2 separate regions of the Homo sapiens genome follow, and region 1 is linked to region 2. Evidence: read pairs that join two places in POLR2A ChIA-PET (ENCODE). Cell type or tissue: HepG2. All regions are shown on one strand. Links, peaks and the distances in the headings refer to the core of each region. The heading gives the core; the rest is flanking DNA.

The links. ChIA-PET counts read pairs that join two places held together with the same protein. Peaks named below come from ENCODE experiments on the same cell type or tissue, not always from the same donor. Only the 100,000 strongest peaks of a DNase experiment are listed, where the experiment ranks them.
Region 1: POLR2A ChIA-PET joins it to region 2 with 10 read pairs; 3 of 35 experiments call an interaction of 5 or more read pairs at or near these places.

What each region holds. Positions count from the first base shown.
Region 1 is chr6:13,400,348-13,416,833 of GRCh38, reverse strand. All of the region lies in intron 1 of GFOD1 (Gfo/Idh/MocA-like oxidoreductase domain containing 1), which reads left to right. Among named protein-coding and RNA genes, the nearest start is that of GFOD1-AS1, 78 kb to the left of the region's middle. RefSeq lists silencers at 10,681-10,881, 16,035-16,084. In HepG2, for the core only: no CTCF peak of the experiment used is centred there; DNase peaks (open chromatin) are centred at 5,769, 8,903, 9,823 and 10,463; H3K4me3 peaks cover 1,014 bases.
Region 2 is chr6:13,598,510-13,614,995 of GRCh38, reverse strand. It overlaps SIRT5 (sirtuin 5), which reads right to left. Exons shown (of 10, transcript NM_012241.5): 8 at 15,841-15,964; 9 at 14,047-14,162; 10 at 1-3,206. The coding sequence ends at 3,131. It overlaps LOC105374938 (a long non-coding RNA gene), which reads left to right and starts at 6,402. Exons shown (of 2, transcript XR_007059460.1): 1 at 6,402-8,565; 2 at 15,355-15,966. LOC124901263 (a long non-coding RNA gene) reads left to right here. Exons shown (of 2, transcript XR_007059461.1): 1 at 1-3,587; 2 at 4,183-5,730. RefSeq lists an enhancer at 279-448. In HepG2, for the core only: a CTCF peak has its summit at 9,196; DNase peaks (open chromatin) are centred at 9,205, 9,875 and 10,645; H3K4me3 peaks cover 324 bases.

The sequences.
Region 1 (16,486 bases), core at 4,313-12,312, 200 kb after region 2:
TACCATGCCCTGCCTGAATAATGCATGCACAATTTTTAGCCTAGAGCCTAGCACACAGTGAGTGCTCGATAGGAGTAAATAGGAATTTTTATTGTGAATAATTAAAGTCTGGTACATCTATATGAGATACCCTCTCTTGGTTAAAACCTTTCAGAGACTTTGTATTACCCTTAGGATAAAATTTAAGCTTCTTACCAAGGACTACAGACCTAGCCCCTGCCCAGCTCTCCCCCTCACCAAATGACACTATCCCTTTTGTGATGGCACAGCAGCCGTACTGACTTTTTCATTTCTTGGACCCATCAAGCCCCTCCTCTCCACATGGCTAGCTTCTTCTCATCATTCCTTTTTAGCTTAAATGTCACCTCAGTGAGGCCTTCTTCGACTGCTGTTTCTAAAGTAAGTTCCTTCTTGTTATCCTATGTCACAAACTCCATTGGTTTCTTTCATAGCATTTTCACAACCTGAAATGATGTTTCTTCCTTTCTTTAATTGTTTTCTGGCTGTCTCCCTGTATTAGTCCATTTTCACACTGCTATAAAGCATACTTGAGACTGGACAATTTATAAAGGAAAGAGTCCATTTGTAATTGACTCACAGTTCTTCATGGCCAATGAGGCCTCAGGAAACTTACAATCATGGTGGAAGGCAAAGGGGAAGCAAGGACCTTCTTCACAAGGCGGCAGGAGAGAGAGAGCATTAAGGGGGTATGGCCAAACACTTTTAAACCATCGGATCTCATGAGAATTCACTCACTATCATGAGAATGGCATGGGGGAAACCACCCCCTTTATCCAGTCACTACCCACCAGGGAAGTGACACATGGAGATTACAGTTTGAGATGAGATTTGGGTGGGGACACAGAGCCAAACCATATCACTCCCCAACTAGACCCTAAATTCCTCGAGGGATGGGACCACGTTTGTCTGTTACCACTGTGTGCCAGAAACATGGTTGATGCTAGAAAAATATGTCAATGTTCGTTTAATGAACGAATAGAAAACTAGACACCAGTCACCATAGCCATATAGATAATAATGGTGGTCAGTTAGGCGGATGGCCATCATGGCTCAAACTCTATGTGCTTCACATTCATGATCTCATTTAACCATTTCTACGTATCCATCTGATGAGTAAGTGGACCATTGAAGAGGTCAGCTTGCCCAGCTAGTGAATCCGGACACATAGAAGGTCTGCTGTCACTGGATGCCCTGTGGAACTTAACCCAAACATCCCCCTGACTCAGGACATGGGCAGATGCCTCCCCTTAAGGAAAAAATGAGAAGTAGGAAGGCTTCTGAAATCTGCAGCCACCCCCAGGTCTGGACCGTGCCCAGTAGCATCCACTTCTTCAGAGTTGTGTTGTGTTCTGAGCCGGAGAGGCCAAGGCAAGGTGGGTGGAGGAGGTGGGGGTGACTCAACGACCCCTTCTTCGCTCCCATAATGGCAGTGCCCTCCCTCAGAAGGGACATTGATGTTGAAAGGAAGGGGGCAGAAGGGCAGGCCAACTGGAAGGCAAAGAAAGACTGTGCTTCCCACAGGCAAGCACATTCTAGAACTGTCCCATGTGCTCAAGTTCTGGAAAGAGTGGAAGACGGGAGGGGATTGGCTTTAGGAGGACCTGAGAAAAGTTAGGTGTTGGTGTCTAGTCTGTGAGGAATATTTTAAGTGTCCTCCCCAGACAGGGCACGAGTGCTGGGGAGGAATCTGGATATAGCAGTGAAGGATGAAGAGGGGGTCCTGCCAGCAGGGAGTTGGGCTTGTGCCCTGCTGCTAGCTGTTCTGGGATATCATGGCTGATGTGCTTTCTCATTGGTGCCTAATTCCCTTCCCTGCTCGGATACTACAGTTGCTGTTCCCTGGCAGGAAAAGCAGGCCTCATTCTGTTTCTAGCCCTTGCATTTGTTGGGATTACAATGGCCTTTACTTTGAGTCACAGTCTCTTTTGACTTATGCCATGTTCATAGGATTCTAAGCCCTCCCCCACTACCACCCAAGAAAATCTAATTTAACATGAAAATTACTTTGAGCTACATAATCTGTCTTTGGACTCAGAGTGGATATTCTGATTCCTGCCATAAACAAAAGGGAACCCCTTTAGAAGTTTAGATTCAGGATAATAGCCAACATTTATCAAGCATTTCCTACATGCCAGCCACTGTGCTGACATTTTTCCCAACATGCCTATGATATGCATGCTGTTTATTGGTCTCCATTTTACAGATGGGGCTATGGAGGCACAGAGAGATCACATGAGGGACCTAGGTGGCCATGCCAGGAATTGAACCCAAGCAGAGTAGCTCTTGGACTAGATCTCATCAACTCTGTGCTGTGCTACATGCCTGGCCAGAGATAGCTGTATTCACCCTGGGCTACCAACCTAAGACAAACAGCTCAGCTTCTCAGCCTCTTAAGCCTCTGCTGGCTAGTTTTGTTCTGTTGGTTGGATTTGCAGGGCGCTGGCCGACTCTGCCCAGTGCTTCCGGCACTCACAGACCTGCGTCACAAGCCTGGCTCTCCTGCCAGTGTGACTGCACTGCCATCTCAAGTCATCTCCAAATATGTGCATCTTTTCTCGCCATCCACATTGCAAGATGCTAAGGAACAGGGCCCATGCTTTGTTTGTGTCCAGTTTCCCCAGGGTACCTAGCTTGTTAGTGGGTACTTATAAGTGGTTTAATGCCAGTTAGCCTGGCTGGGGAACACGATAGTCTCTGCTGAAGAGGCAGCCTACTAATAGTAGATAAAAACCTGCTTTTGATTGGTGTGAGCAAGCCCTTATCTGTTTTTAGAATAAACGTGATTTGCTTTGGCAACTGTAAAGCAGATGGAAAGCATCATCTGTAGAATCTAGAAACTGATTTCTGGGAGAGTCTTAGGGGCTTGGCCCTATTATGCATTCTATATTGGCCTCTTTATATCAGGCATCTCTGTGCTGCATAATTCCTAAGGTGACTCTTGGTCCCATTAACCTGTGCAAGGGACGGAACCAAACTAAGCTTTGAGATTGAACCTCGTTTGCTTGGTAGAGCCTTGGGGTCTTATCTGCCAAGCTGTTTGTTTGGCTTTGCTGTGGGCTGCTTTGCACACATGCTTGTTTGGACAAGGCAGCACAGGCTGTCCCATGGTCCAGGGGGTGGTAGCTGGGGCAGCCTTGGAGGGCAGGGTCAATTCTTGCTTCAGAGTGGTGCTTTTTTTCCCATCTTGGCCAGGGAATGCTCATACATTCTTTTCAGCCTGCCTCACTCTTGGCTTACCTTGGGTAAGGAGAGTACAGAGCTAAACTACAGCCAGCTGGAAGTTCCCTGCCCTTCTAGAGCTGAATGCCACTGTGGGGACCATTCATTAGAGAGGATCACGTTGGTTTTTCTTGGATCGGACCTCTTCTTTTGATTATCCTTTTGATGAGGCATGTGTGCTCATTACTTGTCATTGTGCATGCTGACTCCAGCTGTGCTGATGTGCCTTGGTGGCAGGAGAGAAAACTGGAGGCCAATGACAGGCTGAACAACCCTTCACAAGTGGGTGGCCTGCTCCCCATAGTGCCAGTCCCCAGGTAGATTTTTAAGACTGGCAGGTCACCTCCGTTCCTTCTTCCTGTCTCCCAGGAGAGTGTGGAAGGGTCAAGGCCCTGTGGGCAGATGCAGTGACAAATTGTGTGGCTGGTAACTGAAAAAAGAGGGCAAAACCTCAGGTACGAGTGGCCCCTCAGTCTAGGGTGCAGGCACTCCAGCGGAACATGTTGGCAAAGGCTGACTCAGTGGCAGAGCCAAGAGGGTGGGCCATGTGCCTGGGCAAAACTTCATTCCCAGTTCAGATTTCTTTGGGCCTCTCATGTATACAGTACCTGCCACTGAGACCACTTGAAAGACTGAAGATGCTGGGCAAACAGGATCATGCTTATCGTCATAGCAACACACACACTCTGAGGCAGACAGGATCCCCAAGGCCTTCTCAGATGAGCATTTGATAATAGCTTTGCTCAGAGGAGCCCTCTCCACCCCGTCACTACACTTGGTCATTACAACCTTTGTGCTTCAAAGGAGGGCGGGGGAAGTGCTCAGAGCACAGGGCATGCTGAGTTGTGTTAGCCCAGAAGGGAAGGCAAGAGGAGGGAGCAGAAGGCAGGCCTGTTGCCACTGATTTCTGCAGCCCACGCTGGTTCTCCCATCCCAGGGTCGACACCCCTGGAGTAACAGTAACAACGGGGGGAAGGGAGTGGATGTTAAAGACATTTGAAATATTTCATAACTGATACTGCCAACCAGAAGTGATGTTGGCTCTGCTTCCACACTGGTTGAATATCAGTTCTGCTAAAAATACCAGTCAACCTTTGTATTCGTTTGCTAAGGCTGTTTACGCTGGGTGGCCTAAACAAGGAAATTTATCTTCTCATAGTTTTGGAGGCTGGAAGTTCAAGATCAAGGTGCCAGCAGGGTTGGTTTCTCCTAAGGCCTTTCTCGTTGCCTTGTAGGTGGTGTCTTCTCTGTGTCCTCACAGGGTCTTCCCTCTGTTGTGTCTGCGTCATCTCCTCTTCTCCTAAGGACACCAGTCCTAGTGGATTAAGGCCCACTCCAATGACCTCCTCTTAACCTAATTACCTCCATAAAGAACGTGTCTCCAAATATAGTCACATTCTGAGGTACTGGGGGTTTGAGCTTCAATATATGAATTTTAGAGGGACACACTTCAGCTCATAACACTTATAATGTACTAAGTGGCAGTCTAACCCTCATAGCTAATATTGGAGCTCTTGCTAAGGCTGGAATTGCTCTTAGCACTTGCTGTGGATTATTTCCTTTAATCCCTGCAATAGCTCTAAAGTAGCTCTTCTTATTTCCCTCATGTTTCAGTTAAGGAAACAGAGGCACAAAGACGCTGAGTAATTTGACCGCAACAGCTAAAAAGAGGCAGAGCAAGAAGTTGAACCAGGCTGTCCCATTCCAAAGCTCGTGCTCTGGGCTTCCTGCTCTGGTCTCTGAAGTAAAGGCTTTCCTTGGGCTTCTCACTGGAAATGCTGTCAATGAGCGGGTTGTAGAAAGGGATCATCCTAATTCCTTGAAGAGAAGGAAAAGTTAAGGTGCTCCTTCCCGCCTCTGACTGGCTCCTATCACAGACTGGATGGCAGGCCTTCATCAGTGCAGCCACTGTACAGGAAGGAGGCCTTTCTGGTGACACAGTGTTACTGCGTCTGAGGAAACCGGGCTGCAGGGTACAGCTGGATGAAAATGGGCAGCTGAGGGCCAGGCGCGGTGGCTCAAGCCTGTAATTCCAGCATTTTGGGAGGCTGAGGCAGGTGGATCACTTGAGGTCAGGAGATCGAGACCAGCCTGGCTAACATGGTGAAACCCCGACTCTACTAAAAATACAAAAATTAGCCAGGCATGGTGGCATGCACCTGTAATCCCAGCTACTCGGGAGGCTGAGGCAGGAGAATCACTTGAACACAGGAGGTAAAGGTTGCTGTGAGCCGGTATCGCGCCACTGCACTCCAGCCTGGCTGACAGAGTGAGACTCTGTCTCAAAAAAAAGAAAAGAAAATAGACAGCCGATGTCTTTGTGGATCCTCACTTGGTAATGAAGGAGGCAGGCCCTGGAGCCACGGGTTGGATTCAGTCAGGGTTTGGAGCCCTCTGTCTTCACAGCTGGCTTCTCTGTTCTCCTCTGTGTTTCAAGGTGTCCCTTTGCCTGGAGTCTTCCTTCTGTTTTTCACCATTCCTGCTGACAGTCTCATTTGTCCTATAACGCAATGACAGCATACTCAAAGGTCTGCATACATGCTGGCTGTTTGCAGGAGCTGGGCTCCTCCTGGTGAAAGCTCAGGTTTACCATACAATTATGTGAGGCTTCCTTGTTACTTTGAAAGCTTTCCTTCTGCATCCGTGAAATTAAACTCTGTATTGCTGTGTGAGTAATTATGGGGCCCTTCTGTGCTGAGGCAGAGGGTGAGGGGTAAGGTGTTGATTCTCAGCGTTAGTGTAGGGAGTCAGGTCTCTCTCCTCTACCCTCCTTCTTCCTCTTTCTCCTCACTTTTTCTCCTTCCATCCAAATTGGTCAGACCTATATTGGTCTGTCCTGGGATCCCATGACACTGACTCTGAGCTTGCAAATTGTTCTCTACTTTTTTCTGCCAGCATATTGGGTAATTAATGCCCCTTCTTTCCACCTTTCTTCCTCTCTTCCTTTCCTCCTTTCTTTCTTTCTTCCTTTCTTCCTTCCTCTCTCTCTCTCTCTCTCTCTCTCTCTCTCTCTCTCCTTTCTTTCTTTGACAGAGTTTTGCTCTTGTTGCCCAGGCTGGAGTGCAATGATGCTATCTAAGCTCACTGCAACCTCTGCCTCCTGGGTTCAAGCAATTCTTTTGCCTCAACCTCCCGAGTAGCTGCGATTACAGGCATGCACCACCACCCCCAGCTAATTTTGTATTTTTAGTAGAGATGGGGTTTCGTTATGTTGGTTAGTCTGGTCTCAAACACCTGACCTCAGCTGATCCACCCATCTTGGCCTCCCAAACCTTCTTTCCAACTTTCATTGTTGTTGTCAGGATTTACCAAGCATTAGGTAGAGCCTCCTTCCTATAAAGATGAGATAACCCATCCAAACACAGGAGCAAGCCAGCTGCATTGCCAGAGCCAGGGCTCCCAGAACACAAATTCCAGAGTAGCTTGCTATATTTATCTGAAGTTAAGGCATCTTCCCAGAGTGCCAAACAAAACATTTGTGCATCATCTGGGGCTTTATTTCCCTATGTTACCTGCTTTTCTGATGATGTTTACCTCAGTTGGCCTTAGAGGTTTACCCTGCCAATCTAAAAAAAAAAAAAAAAAAAACTAAAAATCCGTATCATTTTAGAAATTCAGTAGCAGATCCTATTTCAATTCAGTTTCTTTCTTTCTTTTTTTTTTTTTTTTTTGAAATGGAGCCCCGCTCTGTCGCCCAGGCTAGAGTGCAGTGGCACGATCTTGGCTCACTGCAACCTCTGCCTCCCGGGTTTACACCATTCTCCTGCCTCAGCCTCCTGGAGTAGCTGGGACTACAGGTGTGTGCCACCATGCCTGGCTAATTTTTTTGTATTTTTAGTAGAGACGGGGTTTCACTGTGTTAGCTAGGATGGTCTCAATCTCCCAACCTCGTGATCTGCCCATCTCGGGCTTCCAAAGTGTTGGGATTACAGGCGTGAGCCACCGTGCCCGGCTGCAATTCAGTTTCTTTCTTATCTGTTAAGTTCAAATAGTGGAATCCTCTTTATTAAATAAACTATGTGTTATACTCCCTTTAAATTATTTCTGCTTGTAAATCTATCCTTCCTACTATCTCTCTGTGCATAAAGACGTAACTAAAATTGCAGTCCCCTAATCTCATGATGGTTACTTGACGGATGGTGGGTTTGGAGGCATTTCATTTTCTTCTTAGGATTTGTCTCTTTTATTTCATTGTTTTTTTCCTTCCTTCCTTCCTTCCTTCCTTCCTCTGTCTCTTTCTCTCTTTCTCTCTCTCTCTTTCTCTCCTTCCTTCCTTTCTTCCTTCCTTCCTTTCTTCCTTCCTTCCTCTCTGTCTCTCTATCTTTCCCTCTCTCTCTCTCTTTCTCTCTTTCTCTCCTTCCTTCCTTCCTCTCTCTCTCTTTCCTTCTTTCTCTTTCTTTCTTTCTTTCTCTCTCTCTCTCTCTTTCCTTTCTTTCTTTCCTCTCTTTCTTTCTTTCTTTCTTTCTTTCTTTCTTTCTTTCTTTCTTTCTTTCTTTCTTTCTTTCCTTTCTGATGGAGTCTCACTCTGTCACCCAGGCTGGAGGGCAATGGCACAATCTCAGCTCACTGCAACCTCCACCTCCCTGGTTCAAGCAATTGTCCTGCCTCAGCCTTGCAAGTACTTGGGATTACAGGCACATGCCACCATACCTGGCTAATTTTGTATTTTTAGTAGAGAGGGGGTTTCACCATGTTAGCCAGGCTGGTATCAAACTCCTGACCTCAAAGTGATCCACCCACCTCCACCTCCCAAAGTGCTGGGATTACAGGCGTGAGCCACCACACTGGCCTGTGTTAATTTTTAGAAAATGAACTGTCATTTTTCTAAAAACAATGGAGTAATTCCAAGATAAGCGACTATAGAAGTGAACAAATCTATCAGCCTGACTATTCTCTTAACAAAGCTGTGTTACCCGGGTGAGCACAGAGTACCTTCGGACATGAAATCGCTAAAGGTAGAGGGGCCCGGGCATCAGGTGATCTCCTGTTCATTAACTCTTCTGTTTGCTCCTGGCTGGATTTTATTTTGACTCACTGGCCTACTTTCCTCAGGTCCTGAGTTGTTCACCTGAGCTCCTCATTATCTTTTCTCCCTGCCAGGTCACATGGGGAGGTCCTTGCAGGCAGACATTTTTGCTAGAAAAGCAGCCATCAGTAGAAAAGCTATTCTCGCTTCACAATTAATGCTGTTTTTTAAGCAAAATGTGCCCCTCCTCAAAGTTCCACTGGAAACCATAAGGAGGAACAAGGGGAAGCTTCTACCTCACTGCCCAAGATAAGGAGCTTGCTATATTGTGCGGAAAATTGAGTTAGGCAAAGCGAGGCAATTGGAACTAGGTCCTGCTCTAAGAAGGAAAGGAAATTAACCTTTGCCTGCCATAGTCTGGCCCAAGGCCACATTCAATTGTGTTCTGATCAGGCAGAGGCTATTGCCTGAGCTGGAGAGAGAAGGTGTCACTTCATAAAGACTCTATGTGGAGGATAGATGCTACCGTGGCCGGGCTCTCAGCCACGTTCTTCTGCAGTATGCAGTAGGGAAGGGCACATTTCTCACATGCCTTCACCAGATTATAGTTTTCTGGGAGCAAAGCCAAGTGCTCCCACCTTTGGGTGCTGACCCAAGAAGAGATATTCTGTGAACTTCTGCTCTTTGGTTGGGCAATCTCCGAGAGTCAGTTGGTTGGGTGAGTACAGGGAGGAGGGTGGTTGAGATGGAGTCACCCTATTTATTTCATCACCGTCTACATTAAACAAAGGGTTTGTGTTTGCAATTCTCTTCTGATGAAATCCAGTGGCTCAAGAAAAGCCATCTGACTGAGGCCTATTGTAATAGCTGATCCTCTGAGCCCCATTTGATCTTAACTTTACTCCAAGTTTGCTACATAGAAACTCAGAACTGGGCAGAAGATGACATTTGCACAAAACCCCATTCCCGCTTTTGATTCAAAGATAAGCCCTTTGAACTTGGCCATCTCAGGCAATTTTCTCGGCCATTGTAACAGGGTGTTTTGAAGACACTCCCTAGAGACATAACAAAGGGCTCTATTTTAATGTCATCCTTTATTCCAACTGTCTGGGCCATTCTGGTCAAGGAGTGCTGCTCTGTGCCAGCCTGGGAGTAGGCAGCATACAGAAGAAAATGGGGACAAAGAAAGGCAAGGAGGAAGATGTAGTCTTTGAGGCCCGGGAGCTGGTAGGGGTGTAAGATTCTTCATCAATAAGAAAAGTAGGAAGAGCTGAGGCTGACTTTTCAATGTGAAAGCCAAATGGTGGGGTCATCTATTTTAAGGGTATCCTCCTTTCTTCTCTTCAGCAAATAGATCCCAAGCATACAATTTCAGCTGCAGTAACCCAGATCCAAAATAAAAAGTTCTTCCTCCCATAGCAGTCGCTCTGTAAGCAGTCTGGCAGCTCTATAGTGTTTGGGATCCAGGATCCTCTGTCTTGGCGCCACCATCCCTAGAGTATTGTCTTTGCCTTCATGGCCCAATATAGCCTTATGCTTGTCACACAGGAAAAGGGAAATGGAGGGTGCACCATGGAAAGTTTACACAGCTCTTCCATTCACATCCCATTGGCCAGAACTTAGTCACATGGCCACACTTAATGGCAAGGGAGACTGGGAAATGGAGTTTTTTATTCTTGGCAACCATGGGTCCAGCTGAAATGAGTGGTTCTGCTGCTGGAGAAGGAGAGAACTGACAAGGGCAGAGGAAGGACAGCCAGAGGTCTTTATATTTGCTATCACACTGTGTACAAAATGCCAACATGGGGATAAACACAGGCAGCCAACCAGAACAGGACTGTCAAAGAAGGCCTCCCAATCACCTACTGTCAGACACTTTAAAGGCCCAATGGATGAGAGTCCACTTTCTTAAACCCCAGTTTCAGCTGGACCTTTATTTCCCCTTCTTTGTCAGGGAAATTGAATTTAGAAGTTGAGGTTTGATGAGCTACTCTAGATCTTTGCACTTAGCATCAAGTAAGGAGATGGAAAATATTCCTGGAAGCATGAATTTAAAGCAAATAGAATTCTTCTCTTCTCACTCTCGATTGTGCTCTCGCTCTCTTCTTTCTGCCCTCCCCTCCCGTCTGTTTAGGATTAAGGAGTTGTACAGTCCTAACGTGAATACAGGCGCCCTTTCTGAAGCCGTGTTACCTTGTATTTGTAGAGCGCTTGCAGGCTTTGCACAAGCTGTCCTTCAGAGGGTTTCAGGGCAGGGGCCAGGGGAGGAGGGGTGCTACAGAAAGCTCTTATGTAATGTGGTAAACAAACAGCAAACGGCGTTTCATTTTCCATTAGCCAGAGAGGCATTTTATTTCCACTAGAAATGGGAGCAGACGTGAAAGCAATTAGTGTTAGTGGGTTTATAGTGACGTCCCTGGAGCCAGCAAAATCCTGGGGCCAGATGTCTGTACTTTACTGGTTCCTTGTTCCGAGAACATTTGTGGGTTCTTTCCACCCCTGCCCATCTCCACCTCCTGCCAAAAGGACCCAAAATATAACAGTTGGGAGAACATAATATTCCCTGAATAGCAGAGGCGGGAGGCCTGTTCTTTAGAGATAGAGGATGCTGCCTCAGAAGTTGGGGTGGGGAGGCCAAGAGTGAAAGGAAGATCCTTGCCAATGTCCCCAGGCTCCTCCTGGCCCTGGAACCCTTCAAGCCACTGATGAGTTGAGGCTGGGGCTTGCGAGTATCTCTCAGGAGTGGCAATGTCTCAATCCCGTCTTTTATGCTTCTTTGTTCACTTTATCTTCAACTCTGCCCTATCCCACCCACAATACACATATAGTGGGAAAGACAGAAGGAGAAACAGCAGCAAAAATAGAAGCTGTGAATGTCCTCCCCTCCTCCTGTATGCTGGAATAATATGATCTAAGTTTCATTCCATCTCAAACTTTACTATAGCCACGGTCACCAGCAAGACCACCAAAACCCTGGAATCTGCCACTTACATATTTTCTAATGTAGAGGTTCTTTTCCTATGTAACCTCACATCTTCTTTCAAGGCCTCATATTGGATGATTTATAACTGGTCATCTCAATCTGTGCTGTCCCATTCAGAGTCACTAGCCACTTGCTAGCTATCAGCACTTGAGCCAGTCCAAATTAAGATGTGCTGTAAATATAAAACATACACTGGGTTTCAAATACTTCGTTTGAAAGAGAAATGTTTATACTGATTACATGTTAATAAAATTTTGGATATATTGTGTTAAGGAAAATATATTATTAAAATTAATTCCACCTGTTTTTTCCCCTTAATTAACGTAGCTATTAGAAAATGTAGAACTATGCAAGTGGCTTGCATTTGCAGCTTGTATTTTTCTCCTATTGGGAAAGTACTGGTCTATGTTATCTTTTAAAATACTGTAGCACTTTTTTTAAGTTATTGAAAATATTTAAATGAACTTTTAAAAACCTTCTAAAGCTTGAGAAGACTTCAAAAGAAAAGAAGAGGCTCTGCAAACCTTTATAAGAGGAAAGTTGGATAGCCAACAAAGAGATTTCCTAGCATTTGAGATAGAGTCTAGAAACTTAATCACCTTCAGGGACCAGGTACTGATGTAAGGTGAGATGGGGTTGAGGATAGACAACAGAGAATGGTGGGGCTTGTGGTGCACTGGGGAGAGAGGTGCCCTACATAGAGACATTTAAATTAAAAAATTTTTAAACATTGGGTGCCTCATAAAGCAATGGTGAAATTTGACCCAAAGGTGGAATTTGGCACAGAGGACTCTAGCATGTTATTCTTGGAACCTTTAAAAACAAACTATTTTACATGGCCGATCCCATGAAAATTACTCATGCAGACAACTCCAACCAGGTTTTGTAAATGAGAATTTCCTCTTTACATCTTGAAATGACATTACTTTAAATTTTGCACCCAAGTGTGCATGCAGCCTCCACTGTGTAGTTCACATGTTCTTTTGCTAAGAACGTGGCTAACAGTTAGCTCATACCGAGTTCCTGTTCTGGGAGATGCTGGGATAGTGTTGCCTCATTTAGTTCTTGTAACACCCTTTTGAGGCTGGTGGTATCTTCATTTTTATTGAGGCTGAAGGAAATTAAGCCACCCCCTTGGCTGTAGCAAAAAAGCAGCAGAACTGAGGTTCAGGCTCACGTGTTTCACATACTACAGTTCTAATCCAAAGGATTTATAAAACTTCATCATACACATTGTCTCATTTGATCCTTAAAAGAAGTTCATGAAAGGCAGGAAGCTTAGGCAAGTTCCTCGGTCTTCCTGGCTGGCTGCAGTTTCCCTCAGTTCTAAGAAGGGGCTGGACTAAATGACTACTTGATGAGTCCATGGCTTTGTGACTTCCTGGTGCAAGAAAAGGCTGAGCCTGGATCAGACTTGGACCCTTGGGATCCCTTAAATGGTTCCCCATCTCAGAATATTTTGCACAGTCTTTTCCAGTAATTTTCTATGTGCATTAAAATGATAGTCAATATTTTAGACATCACAGAAATGTATTCCAAGTTTCATTTAAAATTAGGCTGATTTCAAACTATCGTTGTTTACTTTTTAACTTTTAAAAATATATAAACATTCAAACATTTTGCTATTCATATTTCATCTATAACTTCCCACTTTTTTCCTGCCAAAAATGCCATGTATTCACAGAGTTGTACAACCATCTCCATAATCAATTTTAGAACATTTCATCACCCCAGAAATAAACCATATATCCATTAGTAATCACTCTTCCAACATCCTTCCACTGCAACCTTAGGCAACCACTATTTTTTCTGTTTCTATAGATTTGCCTTTTCTGGAGATTTTATATAAATGAAACCATAAAATAAGTGGTCTCTTCTGAGACTTCTTTCACATGTCATAATATTTTCAAGGTTCATCCATGTTGCAGCATATATCAGCACTTCATTCCTTTTATGGCTGAATATATTTCATCATATGGCTATACAGTCTTGTAACAAATAACAATGTTTCAGTTAATGATGGACCACATATATAATGGTGGTCTCATAGTATTATAATTTTTACTGTACATTTTTACAGATACACAAGTACTTACCCCTGTGTTACAATTGCCTACAGTATTTAGTGCAATAACATGCTATACAGCTTTGTAGCCTAGGAGCAATAGGTTGTACCATATAGCCTAGGTGTATGGTAAGCACATAAAAACCTATCATCAGGCTGGGCACGGTGGCTCACGCCTGTAATCCTAGCACTTTGGGAGGCCGAGGCAGGCGGATCACCTGAGGTCAGGAGTTTGAGACCAGCCTGGCCAACATGGCAAAACCCCGTCTCTACTAAAAATACAAAAATTAGCCGGGCATGGTGGTGCATGCCTGTAATCCCAGCTACTCAGGAGGCTGAGGCGGGAGAATCACTTGAACCCAGGAGGTAGAGGTTGCAGTGAGCTGAGTTCGCACCACTGTACTCCAGCCTGGGCGACAGAGCGAGACTCCGTCTCAAAAAAACAAAAAATACCAAAAAAAAAAAAAAAACCACACACACACACACACAACAAAACAAAAAAACCCTACCATTTAGGTTTGTGTAAGTACACTGTATAATGTTTGCACAGCAAAATCGCCTAATGATGCATTTCTCAGAACATATTCCCATGAGAAAATGATGCATGACTGTACCACCTTTTGTTTATTCATTCATCGGTTGATGGACATTTGGATTGTTTCCACCTTTTGGCTATGGTGAACAGTGCTACTATGAATATTTATGTACAAGTATTTGTTTGAGTACCTTTCTTCATTTCTTTTGGCTATATACCTAGGATTGGAATTGCTGGGTCATATGGTCACTCTATGATTAACTTTTTGAGGAGTTGCCAGGATGCTTTTCAAAGTGGCTACACCATTGTACATTCTTACGAGCAATGTTTGAGGGTTCCAATTATTCTACAACCATGCCAACACTTGTTATTTTCTGTCTTTTTTATTATAGTCATCCTAATGGGCATAAAGTAGCATCTTATTGTGGTTTAGATTTGCATTTCCCTAAAGACTGATGATGTTGAGCATCTTTTCATGTGTTTATTGGCCATTTATATGCCCTCTTTGGAGAAATGTCCATTTAGATCCTTTCTCATTTTTTATTTGAGTTGTCTTCTTCTTACTGAATTGTTAAGTTATTTACATGTTATAGATACCCTTTTTCTTCTCACATCTGTGACTGGCAAATATATTCTACCATTCAGTCGGTGGTTTTATATCTTGATGATGTCCTTTAAAGTACAGTTTTTTGTTTCGATGAAGTTCAAGTTATATATGTTATATATAGTCACTTGTCTTTTGGTATTATATCTAGAGAAGGCTTTGCCTAAACCCGAGATGTCAAAGTTTTACTCCTGTGTTTCCTTTGGAGAGTTTTATAGTTTTAGCTTTTACATTTAGGCTTTGATCCATATTGAGTAAATTTTTGCATGTGACATGAGATAGGCCTCCAACTTCATTTTTGTGCATGTGGATAGCCAGTTGTTCTAGCACCACTTGTTAAAAAGACGATTCTTTTCCCATTGAATTTTTTGGCACTTTTGTTGAAACTCTGTTGATCGTAAGATAAAATTTATTTCTGAACTCTTAATTAATTCTTCTCATTGATCTATTTGTTCATCCTTATGCCAGTAGTACACCATCATGATTACTGTAGCTTTGAGGTAAGTTTTGAAATCATGAAGTGCTAAAGTAGTTTTCCTACTACTTTTAAAGAGGATATTCTTTCAAGATAACATTTGCTATTCTGGGATCCTAGCATTTTCATGTGAATTGTAGGACCAGCTTGTGAATTTCTACATAGAAAGCAACTGGAATTTTGATAGCAATTGTTTTGACTCTGTAGATCAATTTGGATAATATTACTGTCTTATCAATATTAGGTTTTCTGATCCATGGACGCAGGATGTCATTCCAGTGATTAAGATCTTCTTTGATTTTTTTCAAATAGATTTTTTAATTTTCATAGTACATATTTTGTACTTCTTAAATGTATTTCTAAGTATTCTGTTTGATACTGTTGTAAATGGACTTGTTTTCTTAATTCATATTCAGATTGTTCATTTTTCTGCAACATTTTAAATTAAATAGTGCCCCATTATCCATAAATACTTGTATGACATTCCATTTGTAAATACCATAGCTAGCATCTCTAACTAATAAGGACTGGTTCCTTCCCTTTCCCTTTTTCCCTTTCCCTTCCCTTCCACTACTGGACCCATGACAATGAACAAGGATTCCCTGCTCTCATCTGCTACACGGCTCAGATTCAGATATCCTGGATTATCTATAAAATGTCGTCTCATGGTTGGCCTTTTGGAATAGGGATCCAAACAGGCCCACGCCTTATGCCTGGCAATTAGACCTTTCAAGTCTCCTCCGTTTTCTAAGAGTCCCTCTTTTTTCCTTTTTGTGCTTTAAGGGTTTAAATTCATATTATTCCAGTGCAATAAGTCTGTCACCTCACACAGGCTAACATCTATAGTCAGACATCCTCCTTAAATGGGTCTCGGCTCTCTCGCACCTCACTTTATAGAAAGGAATTTGAAACATAGACTTATGGTCTTCACAAGTATGTGATGCTGTTGTTGGCTCTCCAGGCACCTGTTGAGGGGAAGTAATCCTTGCTGAGGATATTGACAGAACATCATTGTTTCCTGTCCCCACCCCCTGTACTTGAGAGTCAATGACTAATAGTGATAAAGAATGGTGGAGAGGACTCTCGTGCCTCTTTCTTTAATAGGTGAAGAACCAGTCTCCCTTGTCCCACAGAACAGTTTGTCATTCAGGGCCTCCTGTGTTCCCTCACCATCTTTACTCTCTAGTCACCAGATATGGTGTTGTCTCTGGTCTCCCAAGACTCTTCCCTCTTGCTTTGAAATGTTCATCTGCATGTAAGACATGAGTCTGACTAGGGTCCAAGCAGAGCTTAAAAGTGGAAAAAGATTCTCCCACTTTTATGTATTTTTCCATCAGCAGCACTTCATTCTGACGAAATGTGTGCTCTTTTGATCACTATCTGCTTCGAATTACTCCTAAATTAAATTGTTCAAAAAGGATAAACTCGAAACGGAGGTTCTACCTGGTCTTGTATCAGCATTTTCCTGATCCCTGCTAAGAAAGTGAGCCTCATAACAGGAGGAATGGGACATCTGAAATATGTTTTTATGGAGTATGGCCAGGCACTAACCCATCAGCACAGAGGTGCCTAGGAGCTGGAGTGGGATCTTGGTGGCTTCCGCAGTGGTAACCACCAA
Region 2 (16,486 bases), core at 5,551-13,550:
GGCGCTGCTCGCCGCCGTTTTTTGGCCCTGGGTTCCGTCGAGTGGATCCAGCTTGTCAGTCTTTGTGTAGATTTGGCTGCGTTCGCTCCGCACTTCGGAGGAGGTGGCGTTTCATGGGAAGAAATGCGCTCTAGCAGATGGCCGCCGTGGCCAGTCAGCCCTGCTGCCACCGACGAAGACGCGGGCGACAGACCTGGACTCTAAAGAAATCTGCACAGACGTGCCCGGCGCCCTCGGCCTTCCCAGCTCCGCGGCCGCAGCGACGCCGGTTAGGATGTCGGCCCTGTGGGAGGGGCGCCCTTCCTGGTGCCGGGCCCTAACCCACGACCTGGAACAGCAGCTGGCCCGTGGCAAATGCTGAGCATATCTCCTGAAAGAATGGCTTCGCCGGTCCCTAGAGAATGCACCCGAGTTTTGTGGTATATACACATACGTACTTTTTTTCCAAGTATATTTTATTTCTTGGCAAACATGGCCCTTTGTGATCGCTGTGTTTCTCTCCTCCCATCCATTATACAACACTAAGTGATTCATCATTCTTTGAACAAATCAAACTGTTTCACACCTGCCATGCATTTGTACCGACCGTGCTCTTCCCTCTACTGCCGCAGCCCCCCAGGTAGAAGTCCTTTTTATACTTCAAAAATTCCCACCCAGGCAAATTTCAAGCACCTTACCCCTACCCCATCCCACTCTGCCCATCTCTAATTGCGCTGGTCTGAACCCGCACAAATGTCTGTGTAGTTTCTGCACTTCATAACAGCTTATATGACAGTTGCTCCAGCCATTCTGTGAACCCCTGAGGGGAAGGGCCAGGTCTTGCTAGTCATTTTATTTCTAATGTCTATCATCTGGTAGATGTTTAATAAATGCTAAGTTGAATAATTCTATCTTACACATATATTGTATTTTTAATTCTCTTTTCATGTCTTCTGTTTTAGAAGCAATTCTCAATTTAAAAACGACAAAACCAAATAGGAACAAAAATGATAAAACTTGAAAACAACAACAACAAAAAAAGCTGCTGAACCAGAGGTTCAGTATGAGAGGAATTGCAAAGAACAGTTTTGAAATCTCTAGGCCTTAGTCAGATAGAAATTACAAATCAAAAATATAATCAGACTCCCTGAGACACTAACACTAGGAAAATGAATAAAGTTAACTTGGAGCAGCCCAAGAACAAACTTATAAGTGCATGATGGTATTTTATGTGCAAAACTGCTTTATAAGTACTATAAGACTATTACAGGTATTACCAGTGCCCTCAGTGTAAACTCCTTGGCCCACCCATGTAAAGTGTACATCGAGCCCTCAGGGTCCCTGACTGGTTCTCCAGCCGCCCCATAGGCTATGAGCATCCCCGTTCCCTACACAAAGGACCACTGGGATTTATTAAAGGTTATGCCTTGCAATGCAGTACAAAGTTTTATATGATAGTGTCTTGTTGCCTGTTTCTACAAAAGCCAAGGGTGTAACATTAAATGCAATTTTGCAAGGGGCTGAGGTGATGTGGTCCAAGTATGTAATCACTTCAGGGAGCCATATGTGACCTTCATACACTGTTGATAATGGCCATGCCTCCCAGTCAGGCCTGTGACACCTGCTGGACAGCAGGCATTCCAAGGCCCCTAAGCACTGAGTTAGCTGGTAAAGGTTAAGGAAAAAGCTGTATTCTTACTACTTTACTCCAAGGTAGTAAAGTGTATGGAAGATGTACCTGACAGAAATAACTTAAGCATCCCCTGAGAATGACCCTGTATGGCAGATGCATCTGACAGCAATAACTTAAGAAGTGAGGGTTGCCACGTGGAGGCTGCTGAGGGGAGGGTGCTGAGTGAAAGTGCTATGTAAACTGCATGCTTTTTATAAGTGGTTGCAGTTCTGTCCAGCCCGCGGCCACTGGACCACCCTGTAAGGTTCCCCAAATAAACCCTATGTTTCCTTCACTAGCTCCAGGTCTCTTCTTTGGCCTCTTGAACCTGGTGCCATCCCTACTGAAGTTAACAGAGGTCTGGCCCAACCTAAGGGCATCATTTTTTAAAGTCCCATGGAAAAAACTCCCAGCAGAGTTCAGCATCTGGGAACGGTTGGCAGGCCCCACAGGAACCACAGCTTCTGCCTTTATGATGCTGAGAAACACTTCACTGTTGACTTCCCCCATCTAAGGGGGCCAGAGCTAAATTTTGGGCAGCTGTGTTTATCCTGGGGGTCCACATATTTGCATCATTCTTTCTTCTCATCGTGATGTTCTACCTTGTTGGTACTGTTCTCTTCCTTCTTTGTGTGAGTTCCTGTTGTGAGCTTCCCCTTGTTCACTGAGGTAATGTAGCCAAACAAGGTTAAAAAGCCCCCAGTAAGCCGGGTGCGGTGGCTCATGCCCGTAATCTCAGCACTTTGGGAGGCCGAGGCGGGCAGATCACCTGAGGTCGAGAGTTTAAGACCAGCCTGACCAACATGGAGAAACCCCGTCTCTACTAAAAATACAAAATTAGCTGGGTGTGGTGGTACATACCTGTAATCCCAGCTACTCATGAGGCTGAGGCAGGAGAATCTCTTGAACCCGGGAGGCGGAGGTTGCTGTGAGCTGAGATCGCACCACTGCACTCCAGCCTGGGCAACAAGAGTGAAACTCTGTCTCAAAAAAAAAAAAAAAAAGTCCCTAATAAAGCCATATCGTGGGGTAATGTCTTTATACAATAAATTACCTACTGTAGAGTGTGATTTTATTTTCCACTAAAACTTGTGCAAAAATCAGAATAGTAGGGTTTTTACCCCTTGACTTCTACTTTGCCCAGATAACAAAAATATAATCAGAATAACTATTTTTTTTAGACAATCTAATTTACAAAATTTTTCCCTCCCAATAACCAACCATACACATCAAAGATACCTCACGTTTCAGTTCAAACCAAATAATATGAATTAACTTTCCAGTTCTGTGACTTTTGAATGTGGGTGCTCTTTGCTACTTCTAAACCCCCATCACTTATCAACAGGTTGGATTCCAGCGAGGGAATCAGAGGCTATTTTTAGATTGTTCAGTACTCAGCTCACCACCCATAAGACCATTTCTCCTCTGCGTGTGGCCTAGTTCTTAGATATACTGTAATTTCTTTCTTCCCCAGGACACTTAAGAAACAGTTTCATTTTCATGACAGGCAAGGGCTTCAGGAAGAGTCGTTCCACAGGGTCCCTGGAAATGAAACCTGAAAGAGAAGAAGCAAATACAGCAGTTTTGAACTACAGGTTAGCAAAATGAATGCCCTACTTCAGCAAGCACTTATTTCTGAAGTAATAGCCGAAGTAAAACCCAAATTCTCATAAAGATGGTATTATGAATTTCCATGCCCACTTCTTTCAACTAGCTTCTAACAACTCTAGTTATAACACTTCACTATGGGCTGGGCTCTGTGACTGGGGGAATTTTGAGAAGCAAATGTCTAGAATTTATGTGCCATAAAGAAGAATTTTATTTCAAAGTGTAAGAGACATGATTACAAAGTGTATTCTGTTTGTTTTTTTCAAATCCTGAGAACCTATGCAAGTAAAGTGTATTTTGGGACTGTACTGCCAAACTCATTGAAATTGTAAGTATAAAATATACATGTATGTGTGTTATATATGTATTTTATATACATATATATGTTTTATGTGTATCTATATAACACGTATGTTTGGCATGTTATATATAGACACAATACATACTTTTTTGTGTATATATGTGTGTGTATATATATGTGTGTGTGTATGTGTGTGTGTATATATATATATATATATATATATATATACACACACACACATAAAACATTACAGCAGCATTCACAGGTAGTACTGAGAACAAGAGAAAAAAATACCCATGCACTATCTGACCACTAGGATCTCAGCTAAGTCAACGAGCCTCTCAAACCACCTGTTGAACTTTCTGACTAGCTTCTGAGGTGTAGTTAGAAAAAAGAGAAAGAGGAAGGAGAAAAAAGAAGAAAAATCATGGACTTTTGTTTAAAAAAACTATGAATAAGAAGCAAAAGCAGGACTTCCTCATGCATTATTAAAAGAAAACCAGTTGAGCACAATTAAAAATAGAAAAGGCATTTCCTCAGTGCAACTCATTTATATTATTTATTCTTGATACAATACAAATAGTGACTGCCTTATCCCTCAAATGCTTTGTTCTATCAACAGAGTGCCACTTAATGGACAGCCCAGACTACACGGCATCTCCAGTCCGTCTGCCCCCTGCCACGTGCTGAGCACTGACTTCCAGAAAGTTCCAGGCCAGTATGTGGTTATCCAGGAATTACTGCCAGCCATGGGGAGCGTTTAGGGAATTCCCAGATCCTCAATTTCCACCTCTTCTCTTTCTTAAGTGATTTCAAGTGCCCCTTTCCACATTCAGCCTTCTTCCGCCTTACAAAAGCAAGCTGGACCCCTCACCCATCCCAAATTTTACAATGATACCTCATCCCCGAGTGTGAAATAGAGGGAGTGTGAAACATATGGAGTACCAAATAGAGGGACGTCTGGAATACTGGTGTAGATCTGACACCTTCATATGTAAGTAGGCTGGTTTCATTCTTGCTTTCAATAAAGTTGAAAGAGGGTCGGAAAGGATTTTCAGTGAATAGATCGCTAAGTATGATACAAAATTACTCTGTGTATTTTGGCATACAACTTGGAAGGTGGTCCAAAATTGGAGTGGCAAGGCTATACCAAAATTTCTTTCATGGCTGGGCATAGTGACTCATGCCTAGAATCCCAGCACTTTGGGAGGCTGAGGCAGGAGGATCGCTTGAGGCTAGGAGTTCAAGACCAGTCTGGGCAACATGGCAAGACCCCGTCTCTACAAAAAGGTAACAGTAAAAACAACCATGCGTGGTGACACGAGCTTGTAGTCCCAGCAACTCCGGAAGCTGAGGCGAGAGGATCACTTGAGCCAGGAGTTTGAAGCTGCAGTGAGTTATGATTATACCACTGTACAGACTCCAGCCTGGGTGACAGAGGGAGCTCCCTCTCTTAAAAAAAAATAATTCCCTCATGCCTAGAGTTTAGGTGGCCCAGGTCTTTCAGTACTTACATCTATAAAAAACAACACTGAAGATTACAATTGACATTGAAAAAGTAAAATTTAGCTTGGCAGGTCAAAATCTGCCCAGCGATTCTTTGGATCAGAATAAAAGACACGGGTAAAGCCAGCTGCCAAGTTAATAGGAAACAATATATTTTCCCCTAGGACAAGCTGCAAAATGTCTTAATTCCATTCTTTGAGTGACTACTGCTTTTGGATTTTGTTCCTTAATATTATAAACTATTGGAAACATTGCTATTTGAAATTATAGCAGTAAAGAATGAAATATTCCTCTAGCCTTGAGGATCTAAGTCACTTTGATACTGAGAAGCAGCCTGGATTTCCAACCCAGGTGCAGAGCTTCAGATAAGGGATTTCTGGACACAACATTCCACGTTGATCTAAACTTGGTATTATAGTTTCTGGGGAAGTGGGACCCTGGCCTACTTTGCCAGCCAGACATGATGTTGACCCCTTTACATTGTACAGCCCTGCTAGTTGCTTGAGTCTATCAAAAACTACTTCATTCAAATTTCACTTAAACTTCACCCTCCCCCCAATTGCTTTAATAACTCCACCTTTCCCTTATTGGGAAACACTTCTCAGTTCTACGGGGGTCCGGTCTCCCTCATTGCATTAAATCAATAAACCTGATCTTGACAGAATACCGGTTTGTTTATGGTGACTACAGGAGGATTGGGTTAGAACAGGAGGAACTGTCTCCTTCCAACAATAGGTAACACTCAGCCATAGAAACATGGACCAATTAAAAGTTTATGCCCCATTCATCTATTAAGGATATATTTCCAGGCCAGGAGCAGTGGCTCACGCCTGTAATTCCAGCACTTTGGGAGACCGAGGTGGGCAAATCACTTGAGGTCAGGAGTTTGAGACCAGCCTGGCCAACATGGTGAAACCCTGTCTCTACTAAAAATACAAAAATTAGCTGGTCGTGGTGGCAGGCACCTGTGATCCCAACTACTCAGGAGGCTGAGGCAGAAGAATCGCTTGAATCCGGGAGGCAGAGGTTGCAGTGAGCTGAGACTGCACCCTGCACTCCAGCCTGAGCAACAAGAGCAAAACTCCATCTCAAAGAAAAAAAAAAAAAATCCAATAAAATTTTACTTGTTTGGAATTATTAATCTACATTTATATGTATTTTTTGTTTTTACAATTATGCACTGCAGATTAGTGATAATTCTATCTAGAAGATGTTTTAGTAAAGCATTTTTTAACATTTTAAGGAAATTGAAAAAATTAAATAATTCATATGATATTTTGCTGTAGAAGTATAATAGGTAGTCAGTAAAAGATTTTCTTTCTCTCTCTCTTTTTTTTTTTTTTTAAGACAGAGTCTCACTGTGTCACCCAGGCCGGAGTGCAGTGGCACGATCTTGGCTCACTGCAACTTCTGCCTCCCAGGCTCAAGGGATTCTCCCACCTCAGCCTCCCAAGTAGCCGGGATTACAGGTGTGGACCACCACGCCTGGCTAGTTTTTGTATTTTTAGTAGAGATGGGGTTTCGCCATGTTGGCCAGGCTGGTCCTGAACTCCTGGCCTCAAGTGATCCTCCAGCCTCAGCCTCCCAAAGTGCTGGGATTACAGGCATAAGCCATTGTACCTGGCCAGTAAAAGATTTTCATGCATAAAAATATATTACATTAGTATAAATTCTGTAGTAGTGATAGAATGGAAATACAAGTTCAAAGAGAAAAGAAAAAATGCAAAGTTTCCAATTGTTAAGGAAGGGCTTGTATATTTATTTTGTAAATGGATGGTGGTATGTACCAGATAGTTATAACATTCAGATTGGACTGGATACATTTTAAACAATGATATGGTAGTTTTTATTTTAAAATGTCAGTGTTTCAGCCAGGCACAGTGGCTCACACCTGTAATCCCAGCACTTTTAGGAGCTTGAGCTAGGCAGATTGCCTGATGTCAGTAGTTTGAGACCAGCCTGGGCAATGTGGTGAAAACCCGTCTCTACTAAAAAAAAAATACAAAAAATTAGCTGGGTGTGGTGGCGCACGCCTGTAGTCCTAGCTGCTTGGGAGGCTGAGGCAGGAGAATTGCTTGAACCAGGGAGGCGGAGGTTGCAGTGAGTCGAGATCGTGCCACTGCAGTCCAGCCTGGGCAACAGAGCCAGACTCTGTCTCAAACATCAATAAATAAATAAAATGGCAGTGTTTCCAATGCACTTGGAATCACATCTCCAACTATATTTGATTTAAAAAACCTTAGATGTCAACTTTTAAAATGGGAAAGGCAAACATGAACAGTGTTTGAAAGCCTCTTTCTAGCACACCTGTGCACTCTGCTGGCCCCCACCAGTTGTAGGACAACCACGACTACAGTGTTAGCTGCACATCTGCTCACGCCACTTGCATTGGTTAATGTAATCATCCTGCTGCATTTAAAATTACGTAATAAACTGCAAAAATAGAGCTGTTAAGAGAGTTATTTCTAGGAAAACTAGTTGAATGCTTGGGAAAGACATACTGAGTCACTAAATATAATTTGGTTAAATTAGGTGTAGGTGTAAAAGATGGGGGAAGACTGCTTCACATGTTTCTTTTCCTAAGTTCTTGCTCTCCTTTAAAAGAAAAAAAAAAAACAGACAAATATCAAAAACCAGAAGTTGTAATCCAGTGTTTGCCAAGGTTTCTTGGTAAGAATTACCTGGGTCATTTGCTAACTACACAGATAAACAGGCATCTTCCCCCTAGAAATTCTGATTCAGGAAGTCTAGGTGGGGGCCTTGGGATCTGATTTTCCTGGTTGTCTGTTTTGTTTTATAAAATAAGGGCTGGAGTCATTCGTATCTTCAGGGGTATTTGGGGAACACGAGGAAGATTATGGATACGACAAGAAAGGTGAGCTCCAATCAGCAGATCCCTACTCAAACAAAAGGCCTTTAGCTCTATTCCAAAAAAAAAAAAAAAAGCAGGCCAAGTGTGTTGGCTCACGCCTGTAATCCCAGCACTTCGGGAGGCTAAGGCAGGTGGATCTCTTGAGGCCAGGAGTTTGAGACCTGTCTGACCAACATGGTGAAATCCCGTCTCTACTAAAAATACAAAAATTAGCCAGGTGTGGTGGTGCACGCCTGTAATCCCAGCTACTCGGGAGGCTTAGGTGGGAGGACTGCTTGAGCCCGGGAGGCAAAGTTTCCAGTAAACCAAGATTGCGCCACTGCACTCCAGCCTGGGCAACAGAGCAAGACTCTGTCTTAAAACAAAACAAAACAAAAAACAAACAAAAAGCAAATGAAGGTAGATTTATGCTTTATATCAAAATGTTTAAAGTATGTATGTGTCCTTTTCTATTAGTCTTGTTTTCAGTGGCTTTTTGAATGAACAGACCAACTAAGCCCTGACTGCATGGACTAGGAGGGCTTCCCTACCCGCCCTTGACAGCACAGCCAGGGAGAGCGCTGGACTTCCCTAACACACACGGTCAACTATCGCTTCAAAGCAGTGACCTCTTCACACCCTAGATAGGTAACTATATAACCACAACAATCTATAAAACTCTTCTACCTAACAATTCCTTAGACTTCTAAACTCCAACAGCAGGTAGCTTGGGTGTCTTCCCTCCCCAGAGCCCCCAACTCCATTACTTTACTGCTCGCCTCTCCTGGGACTTCCTCACTCCACTCCAGCCACACTGAGGGGCCTCTGCTCCAGGTGGTCCCAGTGTCTGAAAAGCTCTTATCCCAGATTATGTCTTCGGCTGCCTCCTTCACCTCCTTCAAGTCTTTGCTCCAATCTCTTCTTAATGAGGTTTGTGCATCTTTACTTTGTGCAGTCTCTTAGCACCTGCTCACGTGCTGTAGAATGTGTACCTTATGTTCACTGCTTACCTGTCTGCCTCAACCACTAGAATATAATCTTTCCTTGGTAGATATTTGTTTTGTTTACTGATATATCCTATCTTAAGCACTTAGAAAAGTGTCTGATACATAGTGGATACTTACAAATATTTGTGGACTTTAATTAAATTCCAACATTTAGAGAAATTTAAAGATCAACAGGGCACAACATAGTGGCTGCAGGGCACAGTGGGCCAAAGGTGCTTTGAAGGCCCTGGCCACCAGCTCCCTGCAGCGACAGTCCCATTTTTGCCTCAGCGAATGTACAAATCCTACAAGCCAAGGCCCCCTGGGGTTGAGTAACAGTCAAAACACTGAGGTTTAAATTCAAAAATGCCTAGGGTTTATTGGAATAGTCAGGGTTTATCAGAAATCATCCAATATAAGCATCGGACATGGGGAAAACGACAAAACCAAAACTGGAACTAATTAACACCTTGAAAATAGAAATACATTCCTGTGGGAGGAGAATTCTATGCCTTTGTCACTAGATTAGAACTGGGGCAAAGAATCTGAACAACTTGTGTAAGGCCTAAGGTGTCTTGTGAGATCCAAATCCTTATTAAAATATAGGCAGCATTCTAGCTGCCTATTTAGGTAACAAAGAAAATCAGGTTAAAAGTAGCAGAGAACATTATTCCATTTTTTTTTTCTCCGTAACCTAGAGCAGGGGTTAGAAAACTTTTTCTGTAAAGGGCCACACAGGACATATTTTAGGCTTTGCAGACCAGCCAGTCTCTGTTGCAACTATTCACCTCTGTCATCCTAATGCAAAAGCAGCCACACACAATATACAAACATATGGCCACAGCTGTGTTCCAATGAAACCTTATTTACAGATACAGGTGGTGGGCAAATTTGGCCCACAGGCAGTAGTTTGCTGACCCCTGACCTAGGGTAAAGTTCAACCAAAATCTGTTAAGCACGAGATATACAATTCTGCCATTGTTAAGCTCTGTGTTTAAACAGTCCTCTCAATTGCTCCAGGGTTGGTTTCTGCCTTTGAAAAATTGAGTAGGATGAGATGACTATCACCAGCATCTCTTCTAAATGTCAGCTTTGATGATGCCAAGAAAAAAGCATTGCTGGCTTCATTGATCAGTTACTCCTTCATTGATGAGATGACAGTTCTTGTGGTCAGTCTGGTTGATAAGTAGCTTGCCAAATTGATAAGAATTTCTAACTAGCAAGTAGCCTGTTTGTTAGAGACAATCATAGGTTTTCAAGACAATATGAAGCTGAAGAATTTTGGCTGAAGTAGCAGCTGAAACAGGTCTGTGGTTTTAGGAGGCTTGACTTGAGCAGTGATATATATTACATGCCAAGAATCTCTCCTGAACTGGCAGGAAAAACCACCAAGTTCAGTTTCTTTCACATGAAGACACAGCCACCATATCCAAGGGATGCTGGGCCCCTGCTGCTCAGTCCATGGCATGGGAGGTGGGGGCCAACTCTAAACTTGGGTTGTGGAAATACTCCAGTTTTATTTTCTTCTTTTTCTCTATCTGCATTTTCTTGCTTTTCTACAATGATGACTTGTTTTAATTCTTTATAATAATTAGAGATGAGATGGAGATCAAATGACTGAAAAGAAACCACATTAGAAGAACCAAACTGGGGACATAGCTCAGGTCCTGCTTCACAAAGTTTATCCTGTCCCACTCTTCGAGTTTTCTGATGGTCTTTCAAACAGACAGGAGGCTTGAGCTGCCTAGCTCCGGTATTACTACGCTTAGTCATGCTAAGTGGCCCAGCTGCTCCACATAGGTGCCACAACACAAATCAGACGGAGGCTCAATGTGCATTTTTCAGGAGATAAGTTAGAAGATCATTTAACTTTTTATCTAACAGCTTTATTGAGATTTGATTCACATACAATCCACCTATTTCAAATATATAATTCAGTGGCTTTTAGTGTATTCACAGAATTATACAACCATCACCACAATCAACTTTAGAGCATTTTTAACAACCTCAAAGAAACTTGTTCTCATTAGCACCCACTCCCAATTCCTCCCTACTCCCAGCCAAAACAACCACTCATCTACCTTCTCTCTATTGATCTGCCTATTCTAGATATTTCGTATAAATGAAGTCATACCATATATGGTCTTTTATGACTGGCTTCTTTCACTTAGCATAACGTTTTCAAGGGTCATCCATGTAGTAGCATGTATGGATATCTCGTTCTTTTTATGGCTAAAATATAGTCCATTGTACAAACATACCAAATTTTATTTATTCATCCTTCAGTCGATGGACGTTTGGGTTGTTTCTACTTTTTCCATTAACAAGTTGCTATGAACATTTGTGTACAGATTTTTGTGTAGATGTATGATTTCATTTCTAGGACTATATACCAAGGAGTAGAATTGCTAGATCATATAGTAACCCTATATTTAAATGCCACATTGTTTTCTAAAATGACTGCGCCATTGTACATTCTCATCAGCCATGTATGAGGGTTCCAATTTCCTCACCAACACTTGTGATTTTCCTTTATCTTAAAAATTATAGCCACGCTTGTGGCTGTGAAGTGGTATCTCACTGTGGTTTTGCTACTGAACATCATTTCAATATGCTTATTGGCCATGTGTATATATTTGGAGAAATGTCTTTTCAAATATTTTGACCTGGTTTTTAATTGGATTGTCTTTTTATTATTTATAGTTGTAAGAGTTCTTTATATATCCTGGATACAAATCCCTTATCAAATATCAAATATTAGACTTACAAATATTTTCTCCGATTCTATGGGTTGTCTTTTTTTTTTTTTTTTTTTTGAGACGGAGTCTGGCTCTGTCGCCCAGGCTGGAGTGCAGTGGCGCGATCTCGGCTCACTGCAAGCTCCACCTCCCGGGTTCACGCCATTCTCCAGCCTCAGCCTCCCGAGTAGCTGGGACTACAGACGCCCACCACCACGCCCGGCTAATTTTTTGTATTTTTAGTAGAGACGGGGTTTCACCGTGTTAACCAGGATGGTCTCGATCTCCTGACCTCATGATCCACCTGCCTCGGCCTCCCAAAGTGCTGGGATTACAGGCGTGAGCCACCGCACCCGGCCTGTGGGTTGTCTTTTTACTTAATCGATGGTACCCATTGGAATACAGAAGTTTTAAATTTTGATAAAGTCCAATTTATCCATTTTTCTTATGTTACTTGCTCTTTTGGTGTCATATCTAAGAAAGCTTTAACCCAAGGTTACAAAGATTTACTCCTACATTTTCTTTTGACATTTTATACTTTTAGCTCTTACATTTAGGTCTATGATCCATTTTGGGTTATTTTTTGTAATGGTGTGACAGAGGGGTCCAAGCTTATTCTTTTGCATGTGGGTATCCAGCACTATTTCTTGAAAAAGACTGTATTTCATCAAATTGTCTTGCCACTCTTTTCAAAAATCAGTTGACCATGAATGTGAGGTTTGTTTTATTGTTCTGTTTTGTTTTGTTTTTTACTGGACTCTCAATTCTACTCCACTGATTCTATATATCTATCCTATGCCAGTGCCACACTGTCTTGATTACTGCAACTTTGTAGTAAGTTTTTTTTTTTTTTTGAGACGGAGTTTTACTCTTGTTGCCCAGGCTGGAGTGCAATGGCACAATCTCGGCTCACTGCAACCTCCCCCTCCCAGGTTCAAGCGATTCTCCTGCCTCAGCCTCCCAAGTAGCTGGGATTACAGGCATGTGCCATCATGCCTAGTTAATACATAGTAAGTTTTGAAATTGGGAAGTATGAGTTCTCCAACTTCATTTTTCATTTTGTTTTGGCTATTTTGGGTCCCTTGCATTTTCATATGAATTTTAGATTAATCTTTTCAATTAATTGCTGTCAAAAGCCAGTTGTGATTTTGATAGGGACTGAGTTGATTGAGCCCATAGATCAATTTGGGGAGCATTGCCATCTTAATCATATTAAGTTGTCCAATCCATGAACACTGGATATGTTTCCATTCATTTAGGCCTTCCTTATTTCTTTCAATAATGTTCTGTAGTTTTCAGAGTATAAGTTTTGCATAGGAGGCAATTTTTTTTTAAGGCTATCTTCTTAGTTCCTACTACTCACACACAGATGAAGAACTATGGATCAAGAACACAGGCTGTAGCTGATCAAAAAGACACATGGAAAAGAAGAGGCTCAGAGCCAGTTCACTCACTTGAGGAGGGGCCTACTGAAGTGTCTGTGGCCCCTTTTCTTTCTTTTTTCTTTTTTTTTTTTAAATCCCAGCAAAGACTTAGAAGAGTGGTTCCTATCCTGGCTGCACACAGGAATCACCTAGGAAGCTTATCAAAATGATGATGTCTGGGCTGCAACTCAGAGCAATGACATCGAAATTTCATGAGGTGGCACCCAGGCATCAGTATTTTTAAAATATGCAGCCAAGGTTGGAAACTGTTGATTAAAGTAATGACAAGATGGTTCAATGAAGTTTTCTATTTTATTCATTTATATTAATTTACTACTTATTTATATTCTAACTTATTCAAAAGGAATTAACTAGATGGACAAGAATTAGAGGTAAAAGCAAAAAAAAGTTGGGGTGAGAAAAAAGACAGAACATGGATGAAGAAATAAAACAGACCCAGGAATAAGACTAAAAATGCATACTATGACAATCTACACTTCCCACCCAAACTTGGGAAGCAGGATCAGTGTCATAATATGGCCACAGATACAAATAACCTTGGCGATTAGACCAAAGGGGTATCTGCCAGGTGGCCTCCCAGTAAGAACGGCAGGTGATGAGGTTCTGCAAGGGCATCTCCCAGGCTTACTTGCGGAGCATTTGGGTAACCTACAACTACAGGTCATCACTAAGTCTAGCTTAAAAATGTAAGGGAAAGCAAAGCCTAAGGAATCCAAGAAGAGCGTTCAAAATGTGAACAAACAAAAGTCCCACGGCAAATTTCGCATACAATGACAGAGCTACCCTACCTTAGTCTACAGTGAATGATTTTGTTCTTCCATAAAAGCAACTGCAGATCAAACAAAAAAACACAAACCCTATGTCTTTTTTAAAAATTAGAGGAGTAGGTCAACTATGTTTAGATGACCATGTCTGTACCTGCCTCCCACATCTCCCTCTCCCATCAGGGTATCCCAGTACCTGAATCTGTTCGTAGCTGGGGTGGTCTCCGTGTTAAATTCAGCCACTGGCACGCCCCTGGCAGCCACCTGGGGGGCAAACATGGCTGCTGGGTACACCACAGAGGAAGTGCCCACCTACAAGGCAAGTACACGGAGATGAACAAACAGCCAGACGACAAGGAGAAGGAACATTATTTCAGAAAACCTTACACAAACTCAGGCAGGTCTGTGGTTGCAGGTGTGAGAAAAGCCAAACAGGATGGGATAAAACAGGGTGTCCAAGGGACAAGGGAAAGTGAAGAGGTGTCCTTTGATCAATCACTAGAATCGAGAAGAATATGTGACATGAAAAGGAGAGTTATGCAAAGAGTGACATAGAAGTGACTCAATCAACATGTTTTGGGGTTAATTCTGGTTTTGTTTCTGCTTTTTAAAGTTAAACAAATGATCCATAACTTTTTAAAACATATTTTCTATCTTTTTGTTTAAGGTAGAAAATACGAAGAAAAAAACATACATATCATCCATAATCTTACCGCAAGATAACCACTGTTAACATTTTCATGTATGTCCTCTTAGGTTTTCTCTTATAAATATTTGCTTATAAACATTCTTTACAGGGATGGGAAGAGCATGACCTGTTTTGTAAACCGGCTTTTCTCATTTAACAATCCATCATCAACAGTGGCACTATACTCAACACTGGGAAGCATTCTTTAAATACTGGCTGAATGAATACGCACCACAAGAAAGTGCCTCTGCTTTTAAAGACGTGTCAAGAAAAATTTGAAATACGCATACAATCTGTCCAATGAATCCCACTTTTAGGAAATGTGTCCTAAGGAAATCATTTGAAGAGCATGCTAAGATTTCTATCTAAGGATATTCACGATATCATTGATTAAACTATCAAAATTTGAAATAGCCCAAATGTCTTACAGTAGAGAATTAGCTAAATATATCATTCCTTATCCATATATAACACCATACAGTCAATTGAAAGATGATATTGATTTAGACATATTGATATGGAACATGCTAAGTGAACTGCTGCGTGAACAAAGTAGTTTCAAAACAGAACATATGTCATGAACTCAGTTTTGAATTTTAATTAATACGTGTACATCTGCATAAGAAAAGGTTTAGACCAGAGGTGGGCAAACTTATTCTGAAAATGACCATACAGTAAATTTTTCAGGCTTTGCAGGCCATTCAATCTCTGTCACAAGTACTCAACTCTGCCACTTGTAGTTTGAAAGTAGTCATAGACAGTGTGTGGAAGAATGAGTGTGGCTGAGTTCCAATAAAACTTTATTTCCAAAAACAGGTAGCAGGCCCAATGTGGCCCAAAGGCTGCTGTTTGCTCACTCCTGGGTCTAGAAGAAAACATACTAAACTGCTAACGGTAACTATTTCTGGATAGCAGAACTATGGGCGATTTCTAATTTCCTCTTTATAATGTGATAATTTTTGCATGTTCTCAATTAAATTTAATCATAAGCATGTATTATTTAAAAAACCAATAGCATGTTCTTTTCTTTGTTTTTGGTGGGGCTGGGGGAGGAGGCTTTGAGATGCCCAAGACATGCATGGTTTCCTATTTTAATACAAATTCTTATTCATTGTTTCTCAGTTTTTCTATAGGATACCACAAAGACCTCTCAACATACATTTGAAGGAAAGGAAGAAATGGAGGGAGGAGAGAAGGCGGGAAGGAAAGAAGCAAGGGAGGGAGGAAGGAAAAGAGGAGAGGGGGAAGGAAAAAATAACAAACTCCAGTCCTGTCCTGGGGTTAGGGAAGGGCATGACCCACCACTAGACATAAATCACAGTGGGCGAGCTCTCTGTCAACCTCCTCCAGAATGGCAGGATCCAGGTTTTCTCCAAACCACACGACGTGAGGTCGCAGCAAGCCCCCGCAGCCTGCCTCTTCACACCTGGAAGAATGGGATCCTTAAGCCAACCCCGAGCCAAGTCTGCCCAGCTGGATCGGAGGGAGGCCAGGGGCTGCCCCAAACCTAGTACATCCAGATGGGTCACCTCTGATGCCTCTTATTCCCTACACCCTCCCTCCCAGCCTATATAAACTTGCCTTGCTTATGAAGCATCAGGTTTAATGGTCTTTTTTTTTTTTTTTTTTTTTGAGACGGAGTCTCACTCTGCTGCCCAGGCGGAAGTGCAATGCCATGGTCTCCGCTCACTGCAACCTCTGCCTCCCAGGTTCAAGCAATTCTGCCTCAGCCTCCCGAGCAGCTGGGACTACAGTCATGTGTGACCACACCCAGCTAATTTTCGTATTCTTAGTAGAGACATGTTTCACCACATTCGCCGGGCTGGTCTCAAACTGCTGACCTCAGGTGATCTGCCCTCCTCGGCCTCCCAAAGTGCTGGGATTACAGGCATGAGCCACCGCGCCCTGCAGAACTGTCCTTATTTTTTATCTTGTCTGTATGTACTTG